Regions from separate parts of the Mus musculus genome. Here region 1 is linked to region 2. Evidence: chromatin contacts called from ENCODE Hi-C data. All regions are on one chromosome and are shown on one strand. The core of a region is the stretch at or near the end of the contact, and the rest is flanking DNA. Distances in the headings are between cores, read along the strand shown. Region 1 overlaps Map4k1 (mitogen-activated protein kinase kinase kinase kinase 1). Region 2 holds the start of Ceacam16 (carcinoembryonic antigen-related cell adhesion molecule 16).

What was found. Hi-C counts contacts between places; a loop is a spot of excess contacts on that map.
Region 1: a loop to region 2 is called in a map of regulatory T cell, with 9 times the contacts of the local background. The contact joins the enhancer-like site here to the promoter of Ceacam16 in region 2. A Hi-C loop is called at or near these places in 2 of 37 maps with a recorded cell type or tissue (T-helper 17 cell and regulatory T cell).

What each region holds. Positions count from the first base shown.
Region 1 is chr7:28,995,907-29,002,546 of GRCm38, forward strand. It overlaps Map4k1 (mitogen-activated protein kinase kinase kinase kinase 1), which reads left to right. Exons shown (of 32, transcript NM_008279.2): 21 at 183-267; 22 at 2,546-2,622; 23 at 2,707-2,767; 24 at 3,867-3,975; 25 at 4,058-4,116; 26 at 4,285-4,388; 27 at 5,029-5,203; 28 at 5,701-5,763; 29 at 5,843-5,932; 30 at 6,014-6,084; 31 at 6,442-6,497. Among named protein-coding and RNA genes, the nearest start is that of Map4k1, 16 kb to the left of the region's middle. Within about 2 kb of position 5,290, at least 1 of the 3 ENCODE cell types and tissues checked has a DNase peak (open chromatin) inside an H3K27ac peak, as active enhancers do.
Region 2 is chr7:19,858,745-19,864,702 of GRCm38, forward strand. It overlaps Ceacam16 (carcinoembryonic antigen-related cell adhesion molecule 16), which reads right to left and starts at 2,555. Exons shown (of 6, transcript NM_001033419.2): 1 at 2,365-2,555; 2 at 1-194. The coding sequence starts at 2,407.

The sequences.
Region 1 (6,640 bases), core at 4,040-6,539, 9.1 Mb after region 2:
TGTTTTGGACCATACCTAACTATAGTAAATGAGACTGTGAAAGGCAGAGCCACAGATTGGGGGGGGTAGAGTGGGGGTAGTGGGGGGGGGGGTTATACGCCTCGGAGGCACGGGCAGATTCTGAACTCTGTACCTTCCTGTCCTCTGCCTACTGCTGCTGCCCACGGGCCATGGCCATCCAGAAATATCCCCTTCTTGTGAAATTATTCAATGGCTGTCCCCTTCAGATCCACAGCACAGCTGCCTGGACACATCCCTCTACAAAAGGTGGGCATTTAGGAGACCCAGAAGAGCCTGGTGAGGAGCCAGGCGGGAAGGACAGGACTCTAATGGGAGCACAGAGACACGGGCAGGATATTGTTTTAGTTTTATGGGTGAATGGTTTTACCTGCATGTACACCTGTCTATCACATGCGCACAGTGTTGACAGAGGCCAGAAGAGGGCACTGTATCTGCTGGAGCTGGAGTTAACTGGTTGTTGATTCTCATATGGATGCTGAGAACTGAACCCAAGTCCTCTGCAAGAGCAACAAGTGCTCTTAGCCACTGAGCCAGCTCTCCAGCCCCAGGAAGCTCTTTTTTGCTATTTAAGATTTACATTTTAAATTTTTAGATAATGTCTTCTAACATACAACATTGTTATTAATTATTTGAGAATGTCATACGATATATTTTGATTATATCCTGACCTTCCACTCATCCCAGATTCAGGCCCACCCAGCCTGAGTTTGTACCGTTCAAACTTATGACTGTGGGGCCATCTACTAGAACATGGCTAGCTCTTAAAGAAACTGACTTTTTCTCCCTGGAAGCTGTCAACAAATGTGTGCTGTGTTTATGTTTGTGCACACAAACCCAGGCACTTACAGAGTAGAAAAGAGCATGTAGGTCCCTGGAGCTGCAGTTACAGGCAGTTGTGAGCCTCCAGGCATGGGTGCTGGGAACCAGCAGGTGCTCAGCTCTGGAGAGAGCGTCTTACCGGAGTGACGTTGTTGGCCTAGCCAAACCTGGAGCAGAAGTTGTGGTTACTGTTGGGATTTGGGGATCCAAGAGGGGAAGGGAAAGAATGAACTGAAAAGCAGATACTAGGAGAGTCCGAGTTTAGAGGCCAGCGGTGTCTGAGTAAGATCATCTACAGTTAGGGATCGTGATGGAGCCCTAAGGGAAAATGAAGGTCACCTGCATTCAGATGGTAGAGACTGGCATCAGTTTTTTTTTTTTTTTTGGGGGGGGGGCTGGGTTTCACTGCAGCAGAAAAGGACAGACTCAGGAGATTAGAGATGGAGGTTAAGATTGAGGGGTCAGGGCCGGGTGTGGTGGCGCACACCTTTAATCCCAGCACTTGGGAGGCAGAGGCAGGTGGATTTCTGAGTTCAAGGCCAGCCTGGTCTACAGAGTGAGTTCCAGGACAGCCAGGGCTACACAGAGAAACCCTGTCTCAAAAAAACAAAAAAAAAAAAAAAAAAATTGAGGGGTCAGTATTAAATAATAAGAGTCTTGGAATAGAGGTATGTTCCTTTAATGCCAGCATTCCTGAGGCTGAGGCAAAGGATCATCACTTGTTTGAAGCCAGCCAGAGCTGTATAGCAAGAGCCTTCTCCTCTTCCTCCTTCCCTTCTTCTTCTTCCTCCTCTTTTTTCTTTTCTCTTTTTGGTTTTTCAAGAAAAGGTTTCTCCCTGAAGCCCTGGCTGTCTTGGAACTCTGTAGAGCAGGCTGGCCTCAAACTCACAGAGATCTACCTGCCTCTGCCTCCTGAGTGCTGGGCTTAAAGGCGTGCGCTGCCACCACCACCTGGCTGACAAGAGCCTTCTTAAGCAAACAAAGAGCATAGTGGTCCATACTGCTAACCCCTGCTCTTAGGAGGTAGAGGCAGGAGGATCAGAAATTCAGATTCAACTTTGGTTTCATAGCAAGTTCAAGGGCCAGTGGGATACTTGTGAGCAGGTCTCATAAAACAAGAGACAGTCAGGGGAGAAGACTCAGTGGTTAAGAGCACCAGCTGTTTTGTTCAGAGGACCTATGTTCAGTTCCCAGCACCCACATGGGGGCTCACAGTCTTCTCTAACTCCAGTTCCAGGGGATCCCAACCCTCTTCTGGCCTCTGAGGGCACTGCATGTTCATGGTGTACAGGTTGACATGTAGACAAACACGCATACTGAGAGACACCAGAGCTGATCAGCCCCACTGGATAGAAAAGCATACGTTGAGAATCCAGAGTCAAAAATCAGTGATGGAGATCAGCACTAGGGAGGAAGGGGCAGGGCTTAGAGAGGTGCTGCAGGAAGTAGAGTTGGAGGGCCCTGGACAGAGAACTGCCAGGCATTGGCAAGTTACAGAAGGGGGTGGGGGTGGGGAGGAGGGGTCATGGAGACTGGCTTAAGGGACTGAGCGGGGGGGGGGGTTAGAAACTGGGGGTGTCAGCCTGCAAGGGGAATTGGTATGAAAGGGTGAGTTTGGGGTAGAGGGCCAGTTTTGGACAAAGGTCTGGGAGGTCCATCTCCCATGATGAGAGAGCCCAGCAAACTCCTTGTCTGGCCCACTCAGATCAGAACCTGCTCCTGGGGGCAGAGGAAGGCATTTTCATACTGAACCGGAATGATCAGGAGGCCACGCTGGAAATGGTGAGGGATGGGATCAGTGCTGGGAGTGGGGTGGGGTTGCACAGGGTCAAATGGGGATCACAGGAGTCACCCCATCCTCTACAGATCTTCCCTGGCCGCACAACCTGGCTCTATTGCATCAACAACCTCCTCATGTCTCTCTCAGGTTAGCCTGTGGCTAGGGCAGGGGCAGGGGCTGGGGCCAGGAGTGAAGGGAGGGTGGGTATGTGTGTGTGTGGATGAGCACAAACTGAGCCCTCACCTCCACCGGGCCTGAGGTTCATAGCTCACCACTGGTTGAACTTAAGGCCAGGAGCTTTTCTCTCTGAGCCTTAGTTTTCCTATCTGTAAAATGGAGCTCTGATATCTTCACTCCTTTAAGTTGGTTGTGAGTTAATTTTTTACAATCAATTCATCTTTAAATAACTTTGACATCTCTGGGTGTTGTTGGCACACCCCTTTAATCCCAGAGCAGAAGAGACAGGTACAGGTAGGTGGGTCAGGACTTAGTCTCACTTAAGATAGACTGAAGAAATTACAGGGTTTGCTGTTGTTTGGTAAGTACTAGGGCCCGTGTTTGTGGGGCACATGTGCTACCACTGAGCTGTATCTCCAGAACACCCCAACCCCTATCTTTTTTTTCACCCAAGCCAGGGTTTCTCTGTGTAGCCCTGGCTGTCCTGGAACTCATGTAGACCAGGCTGGCCTCAACCTCACAGAGAACTGCTCATCATCATCTCCCCTCCTTTTTTTTTTTTTTTTGAGACTGTCTATCCCTGGCTAGCCTCAAACTTAGAGTGACTCACTTGCTTCAGCCTCCCAAGTTCTGAGACTATGAGCAGGTGCCACCAATCCTGGCTTAGGTAGGTTTTTCTGTTAAACTTTGAAATATGTGCCAGGTGTAGAGTCAGGAGGATGGGAGTTCAAGACCAGCCTCAGCTCCATGGGGAGTTAGAGGTCAGCCTGGACCTGAGACACAAGCACCAAAAAAATAAACTTCAGGTGCAACCTCATGGGCTGGGTAAACCTCACTCCTGTTGCCGGTGCAGCAGCGTTATGAGGGCAGGCGACCTATTCTGCTCTGTTTTCCTAAGCAGATCACGGTGATGCCTGGACCACACTGGTCCTTTCAAGTCTCAAGACTGGGAACTGTGTGACTGGAAAGTGGGGTTTGCATGTTGGGAAGTTTCAGCGGGCTGGGAGACAAAGAGATGGCAAGGGTCCTCTAACTGCTTGACACTCCCGCTCTCATACACACACTGCAGGGAAGACACCCTACCTGTATTCTCATAGCATCCTGGGCCTGCTTGAAAGGAAAGACGGCAGAACGGGAAGCCCCATTGCTCACATTAGCCCTCACCGGTTACTGGCAAGGTAGGAGCCCCACAGGGCGCCATTGGCTTCCCTGCCCCCAGTGCGCCCGCGCAGCCCCTCACTCCTCTTCCTCCTCCTCCAGAAAGAACATGGTCTCCAGTAAGATCCAGGACACCAAAGGCTGCCGGGCTTGCTGTGTGGGTGAGAGCCAGCTTCCCTCCGGGTGCAGAGTGATGGGGCGGGCTGGTGCCTGGCCAGTGTCTACTCAATAAGGTTGAGGCATGGTGTCCAGGACCCTTGGAGAGATACTGGGGGATCCTAGAGGGAGACAGGGACCCTGACCTGACCCATTCTTGTCCACTTCCACAGCTGAGAGTGCTAGCTCTGGGGGCCCATTCTTATGTGGGGCATTGGAGACGTCTGTGGTTTTGCTCCAGTGGTACCAACCAATGAACAAATTCTTGCTTGTCCGGGTAAGTCTGTAGAGCGAGGGTGCTCCATCCACCATTAGCGCTTATATAAAGAATGGGATGCCCCCCCCCCCCCCCAGCCGCCAGTCCATGTCGTTGCTCCCTTCCCATCCTGAGGCATTTTGAAAATTTCCCGAGAGTCTGAAGAGATGGCTCAGCGATTAAGAGAGTACTGGCTGCTCTTCCAAAGGACCCACGTTCAGTTCCCAGCACCCACATGGCAGCTCACAACGGTCTGAAACTCCAGTTGCAGGGGACTCAACAGCCTCACACAGACATACATGCAGGCAAAACACCAAGCGCATAAAATAAAAATAAGTAAATCGTTAAAAAGAAAACCACTTCCTGATATTTAAGCCCCGTCCCTCACATCTGAACAACTTAATTATTCTTCAGTCTCTAAGGGTCTGTCCCTTTGAGTCTAAAGTGGTTTTGTTGGCCTGGTGTGTGTGTGTAGGGGGTGTTCCTGCTTTTCCGTCACCAGGTTGACACGCCTCCAGACAAAGCCACATTTACTCTAGAAGCACACTTTGCTTCTTTCTAAAGAAGCCTGAAAATCTCCGAGGGACTCCCCACCTAGTCCCCCACCCCACCCCCGGTCTCAGAGCCTCCCTGAATCGCTCTTCCCCGCGCGGGCCTGCAGCAGGTGCTGTTCCCGCTGCCCACGCCGCTGCCGGTGTTCACGCTGCTGACAACGCCGGGCTCCGAGCTGCCAGCTGTGTGCATCGGCGTGAGCCCGGGGCAGGCGGCAAAGTCGGTGCTCTTCCACACCGTGCGCTTCGGTGCGCTGTCCTGCTGGCTGGACGACTCCAGCACGGGTGAGTGGGCCTTGCCCCTAAGAGGCAAGGATGCTAGGAAGGGAGACGCTGCCGGGGAAGGAGGGGCTGTAGGGAAAAGGCAGTCCTGGAAAGGTAGTGCTTCAGGAAAGAGGACAATAGGGAAAAGTTGCAGACCAAGGCGGGGCTGCAGGGCGGGGTTCAGGCTGCAGGGAAGGGGCGGGGCCTAGGGAAGAGGGCGGAGCTTCAGAAAAGGGGCATGGTTTCTGGAAAGGATGTGGCTTGTGAGAAGGGGCCAATCAAGGATGGGACTACAGGTTAGGGCACCAGGGAAGGGGAAGGGCAGAATGGTTGGGCAGGGCTATGCCCGAACCCGATACCGAGAAAGAGATGGAACAGGGTGTGTGGTCTTCCTTGACTGGTCATAACAGGGTGGAGCGCACGTGGCAGGGTGGAGCGCACGTGGCAGGCAGGGACCTGAGGGGTGCTAGCTGAACAGAGCTAGGCAGTTAGTTCTTAAGCCCCTGCCTCTCGCGCAGAGCACAAGGGACCAGTGCAGGTGATCCAAGTAAAGGAAGACATGGTGATGGTGTTGATGGATGGTAAGAGCCTTCCTCCCTTCCCTTTCCGGTCCTCAGCCCAGGACGTTGTGCTCAAAGCCTTCCTTCCACTTCCCTTCAGGCTCTCTAAAGCTAGTGACCCCAGAGGGGGCACCAGCTCCTGGGCTCCGCACCCCTGAGATCCCCATGACAGAAGCGGTCGAGGCTGTGGGTATGTGTTAGTTGGGAGGGTCCAGGGTCAAGAGTGGGAGCTCTGTGACCTCCAGGTCACAGGGAACTGCTTCCTCTCTAGCTATGGTTGAAGATCGACTCGAGGCCTTCTGGAAGCATGGAGTTCAGGTGTGGGCTCCAGGCTTGAAACAGGTAGGCTCCTTCAGTTCACACCACTCCCTTGCCCTCATCCTCAACCTTCACATCCTTTAAATGGGCTTGGAGAAGCCCTGGGTCAGGACAGGGACTCGTGTAGGGAAGCTTCAGGGCACACATCGTACCGGCTCCCTGGTTCCTGACTTACCCACCCTTCACAGTTGCCTATCCGATAGGGCGCGGCGACTTTGCAGGTTAGTAGTCTTGGACACAGAGCAGTTAAGTCACATGTTTGTCAAAGTCACACAGCTTCATGAGTGGGTCTGGGGTTAGACTTACCCTGAGGAAGCCGTGTCTGTAGGGAGAGGGAAGGCCCTACTTCTCCGCACACACACAGACACACTTTCTCTACAGCCGCTGCAGGAGCTGAGAGACCCCACCCTCACCTTCCGTCTGCTCTGCTCCCCCAGGTATGGTGGTGGAGGGACGAATGGGGAATAGGAGAGGCTGCTGGTGTGGAGAGGAGGTTTCCACAGCCTAGAAAACCCTTCCATGTTCTTTTGCAAGGTTCCCTCCCGAGGCTCCGGCTCCACCGTGACTCTTGGGAGCCTTG
Region 2 (5,958 bases), core at 1,305-3,804:
GGGGGTCTCATCACCAGTGCTGACAATGTAACTGGCCACCAGGAAGGTCAGGCTGAGCGTAGGCCCTGCGTACCAATTGTAGGCAAGCAGTTCCCCTGAAAGCCCATGGACTACCAGCGTGACATTGTCCCCCTCTGCAGGTTGTGCAGGCTCGGGGGTGATGGAGATCTCGGCCCCAGTGTTCAGGATCCAGGCTGAGAAGGAACAGAAGGGGCAGAATTGACCTCATTTGACAGGAGGTGAAAAGCTCACAGGGGGACATCCCCAGTGTCTACAAGGTCAGACAAAAGAAAGATTTGTGCCTTCTATACCCACACTTCTCCTGAGATAAAACCTAGAACCTTACTCTTGCTAGGTATGCCCCAGCCCCTCTCTGGGAGATTCTAGGCAGGGGCTCTACCACTGAGCCACACCCCCAGCCCCTCTCTGGGGGATTCTAGGGAGGGGCTCTACCACTGAGCCACGCCCCCAGCCCCTCTCTGGGGGATTCTAGGCAGGGGCTCTACCACTGAGCCACGCCCCCAGCCCCTCTCTGGGGGATTCTAGGCAGGGGCTCTACCACTGAGCCACGCCCCCAGCCCCTCTCTGGGGGATTCTAGGCAGGGTCTCTACCACTGAGCCATGTCCCCAGCCCCTCACTGGGGGGTTCTAGGAAGAGACTCTACCATTCAGCCCCAGCCCCTGCCACCTGGCCTGATGCCTTGCCTAGCCATTACTCTGCAGAGCAAGGTGGGACACCAAGTTTTCCATTAGAGGCACCAGGCTGAGACTCAAACAGGTCTCTCCACTCATGTAGCCAACTGTGTCTGTGACCTCATGCAAACATCAGGGCCTGTCCAAGTCTTTCACCCCAGCTTGGGGTGCTCATTCTGTATGCCCAAGGACCCCCCACATAGAGAGCAGAGATCTGTGAAGTACCTCCCTCTTTTTCAGTTTCCTTCCTGTCCTTTTCCTTAATCCCCTCACCCCACCCCCACCCCATCCCCTCTGTCTATGGCCCCAGATGCTGGCTTCAAGCTTGACATATGGCTAGGGATAACCTTGAATTTCTGATCTCTCTGTCTTCACCTCTCGAGTGGTGAGATTCCGGGCACACAGCGCAACACCCAGTTTAGGCAGTGTTGCGGATCAAACACAATGCTTCACCAGTGTTAGCGGAGCACCCAACGGTCTGAGCCACATCCTGAGCCTCTCCCACCCCTTCTCTGCACGCAGACAGAGCTGGTCCTCGTTCTTCCTTCTCACTGGGCTTGTCTGACGCCTCTGCACTGCCATTTCTCACACGAGACACACTTGCAGGCTTGGCCAGGCTTTCAGTCCCTTCCCAGCTGAGAGGATGTGGATGGTAGTGGCAGGTTCTGGGCTTAAGGCAGAACTCTGCCATTTGTGTTGTGAGTCCCTGGCCAGAAAGCCACCTCTTCAAGCCCTAGGTTTCCTCTCTAGGAAGTCGGGCCACAAGTGAACATCCTTCTGGGGTGGTTGCTAACAAGGAGAAAGGACTCGAAGTCGGGAAACAGTAAGTGCTAATCACCCCTGCTTCTGAGGACCTCTGGCTGACCCTGGCAACTAGGCCCTGTTATATACAGCTAAGTTAGCCTGAGGCTGAGCAGCAGAAACCGGGCACAGTGGTCACACTCAGGAAGCTGTGTCATGACGACTGTCTCAAGTTTGAAGTCAACCTGGGCTATATAATGAGATCCTGCCTCAACAACAACAACAACAACAACAACAACACAACAGCCTCTGTAGTGCTGGGTATGGTGGCACACGCCCTTAATCCCAGCATTCAGGAGGCAGAGGCAGGCAGATCTCAGTGAGTTCGGTGCCAACCTGGTCTATAGAGAGAGTTCCAGGTTAGCCGGGTCACCAGTGATGCATAAAGGTGCTTGGGATGTAGAGTGCCTGTGAAACCCTGGGTTCAAACCCCAGAACCCAATAAACTTGGCATGATGACACAGCTGAAACCCCAGCACTAGAGGGGAGGGTTAGATGTTCAAGGCCATCCTCGACTACAAAGTAAGTGGGAGGCCCACCTGGCTATAGGAGTCCTTACCTCAAAGATACCCACACCAAGCCACAAACAAGAGTCCGGAAGCCCTGACACTAGTCAGCTCTGTGGCTTGTTTTGCTCCGGCTGCTCTAAAGCCTCCCTGCTGACATCTCTTAGTGGCAGTCTCCAGCCTGCCCTACAGGCCTCCTCTCAAGAGCAAACTGCTCCAGAGGGAAGCAAAGTTGCTCTCCCTAGTGCATGCCTGAAGAAGGCTCACACTTTCCTTCTCCCGGGCAGGGCTTCCCCTCTCTGTCTCAAGGCTCTTGGAGATGCAGGGAGTGGGCTGACAGGGTGGGGGACCCCTTCTCGCTCACCACTGAGGAGGAACCAGCTGTACCAGGTCAATGGCATTTTCATCCAAGGCTGATGTTCGAGATGGTTGGTGGTGATGGTGTCCCAGTTGCTCAGAGGCCCTTCCTGGTTGAGGCTTGGCTCAGTCTGCCACTGGACCTGGGATCTTTCGGCAATTTGGAACCGGGGCGGATCACCGGAATTTGGAGGGATCGAGTCACAGAAGATCTGGGGCCCTGTTTGGGCACTAGGGTGGGTGTGGCAGGCACCGGCCAGGGGCCATGACCTGGCCAGGCCTCCTGGGGCAGCTGCCTAATCCACTTTGTGCCAAAGGCCCAGATTTGGTACTGAGAGGAGAACCAGGTCGCCAGGGAGGAGGGAGGAGGGAGGCAGGAAAATTTTGACGCAGTTCTTGACTACCATGCCTGTGATGTCTCTGCTGCATAGTGGGGTCACTGAGGGGTAGATGTTGGAGACTTCTCTTTCTCCAGCCCTCGGGACAGCCAGGGAGTGGCCAGTGTCACCACAGTGAATGGCACAACTCTGTGGGGTGGGTGGGCATCTTTAACACTTACATTTGTTTGGGGGGGGGTCTTGACTTCAAAGTCCTCTTCAGCTAGGCAATGATGAGGAGACCAGCCTGGGCTACATGAGACCCTGCCTCAAAAAAATCAAAGGGAAATAAAAGACTCTGGTTTTTGTTTGCTTGTTTGTTTTGTTTTGTCTTGTTTTGTTTTTGAAATAGAGTTCCATGTAGCCCAGGCTAGACTTGAACTTCTTGTGTAGCCAAGGATAACCTTGAACGTCTGATCTTCCCACATTTGCCTCCTGAGTGTTGTTGAAATGATAGGTGTTTGCCACCATGCCTGGTTTGTGTGTTGTGCTTGGGAAGGAACCCAGGGCCCCATGGATACACAGTAAGTGCTCCGTTGTCTGAGCTAAGCTCTGCCCTAAGCTCTGCCCTTCCTTCCTTCTCTTTTCTCCACTCCTACTACTGTCCTTTCTTTGTCTTGTCATTATTACATGAGGTGGGTGGCATGTGCCATCTCATGCATGTGGAGGCCAGAGGATACCTTTGGCAGTCTCCTCTCCTATCTGTGGCTCCAGGGATTGAACTCGGGTCATCAGGCTTGGCAGCAAGCGGCTTTACCCATTGAGCCACCGCACTGATATTTCTTCCCTTTTTCAAAAAGCCAATTATTTTTATTTCTTAATTAAGTGTCTTTATATGTTGTGTGTGGCTCTCTGCATGAGTGTGCAGGTACCCATGAAGGCCAGGGGTGTTTGGTCCTCTGGAGTAACAGGTGGTTGTGAGCCTCCCAGTTAGGGTTCTGGGAACAGAACTCAGGCCCTCTGCAAGAGCATCCACCCACTAAACAGCTTTTTTTGACACAAGGTCTTACTACACAGCTTCCGTGGTCCATAGCTCATTCACATGGGTTGCTGGGAATCAAACCTGGGTCCTTTGGAAAAGCAGCCAATGAATGCTCTAACTGTTGAGCAATCTCTCCAGTCCTCTCTCTTCTCTTCAACAAGAATTTGCATAGCATTTGCATAACAGCCATCTAGGTGACTAGAAGTACAAGGATGCTCAGAATGTCAGAAGGTTTGTTGTTGGTGTTTTGTTTTGTTTTGTTTTTCAAGACAGGGTTTCTCTGTGTAGTCCTGGCTGTCCTGGAACTCACTCTGTAGACCAGGCTGGCCTTAAACTCAGAAATCTGCCTGCCTCAGCCTCCCAAGTGCTAGGATTAAGGGCATGTGCCACCACTAACCCGGCCCAGAATATTTTTTTTAAACACACACACACACACACACACACACACACACACACACACACACACACACACACACTTGATCGGCATGTGATGCCATAAATACAAAGACATTGGCAAGATTCTGGAAGGTAAGGCTCACTGATCCTTGTGAACAAACATTTCTGGATTACCTGAACTCTTCATCCTCCTTTGGTAATTAAAAATAAGAACTAGGGGAGATGGCTCAGCGCTTAAAAGCACTGGCTGTTCTTCCAGAGGTCCTGAGTTCAATTCCCAGCAACCACATGGTGGCTCACAACCATCTGTAATGGGATCTGATGCCTCTTTTGGTGTGTCTGAAGAGAGCGACAGTGTACTCACATACATAAAAGAAATAAATAATTCTTTAAAAATAAATAAATAAAAACTATGAAGTCAGGGGCATGGTTCAGTGGTAGAACCCCTGTCTAAACCCCCCCCCCCTAGTGAGGGCCTGGGGGTGTGTCTCAGGGGTAGAGCCCCTGCCTAGAATCCACCAGTGAGGGCCTGGGGGAGTGGCTCAGGGGTAGAGCCCTTGTGCTGAGGCTGTTTAAAACCCGCTGCCATTTATAGGAAGACCTGGAGCAACTGTGAATGTTGGTGGGTTCTTCAGGCAGTATTCACCCCTAGTAATGAAGGGCAGCTGTCCCCCGCCCAACGTGGGTCCTGTAACACAAGCATGCATGGTGCTTACAATCATGCCTGACATACAGTAACTGCTCAATAAACGCAAACTCATTCCTTCCACAAATATCGAATGAGCACCTACTCTGTGCCAGCCTTGTTACAGATGGTCAGAGAGTTTAGTTACAAAAATCAGTTAAGTCCCTGTGTTTGTTGAGGATCAGGGAGGCAAATGTAGAACCAGCTGGGGCTGGGGCTCAGTGGGTAGAGTGCTTGCCTGGCGTGCATGAAGCCCCCGGGCTCAATACCCAGAACTACATAAACCAGGTGTGCTGGACCATGCCTATCACCCTGTCACTCAGGAGATGGAGGTGGGAGGGTCAGAGGATGCTCAGCTACCTAAGGAGTTCCAGGTCAGCCTGAGCTATGTGAGACCCTGTCTCAGAACAACAGAAAAACTTAAAGGTTAGGTCTGATGGTGTCCTGATGCAGGAGGATCATTGTGAGTTCCAGGCCAGGCCAGGGAACATAATGAGACCCTCTCTAAAAACAAAAACAAAACCCTCACTGAAAATGGAAAAGCAAATCCAGAAAGGGGGGTTGCCCATTTAGAAAGGGGGTCTGCCCCCTGCACTGGGGTGGAGGGAGGATGTCCAGGCAGTGACCTCAGAATCTTTGGTCACCATGTGACAGACGTCATCGCTGATGGCTTAGTTGATGGCGTAGTTGTGGGTGTTGGCTCCTCTGCTGCCCTGCAGCCTACTTCTGGGCAGGAGGCCATACCTGCAGCTCTCCTGTCCCAGTTCCTCAAGAGTATCACTGTGTCCTGGGCTGCCCTCAAGGGGAAGGAGGGCTGGGGAGGGCTGAGGAAGGCTAGGGAGAGTGGGGGTGGCAGAGGCTGGGTTTGCTGCCTCTTGCCCTCCTTCAACTGTGACCTTACCTCACCTTGCTCTCCCTGTCTGGCCCTGCTCCCACACTCTCGCCTAAATACTGGGACTCATTCCCATTGTTGTTCAGCATAGCTCCCCAATGTCCCTGGATGCCTCTGACTCAGGCACCTTGTCCCAAATCGACCTTAGTATCTTCCCAGACCTGCTCCATTTCCCTGCTCTCAGCCAGGAGGATGCCACTGCCCCTGAGACCGGTAGAAGGACCTGGGTCTCAGTCCTTATGCCTCCCTTACTCCATTAGCACAGAGGC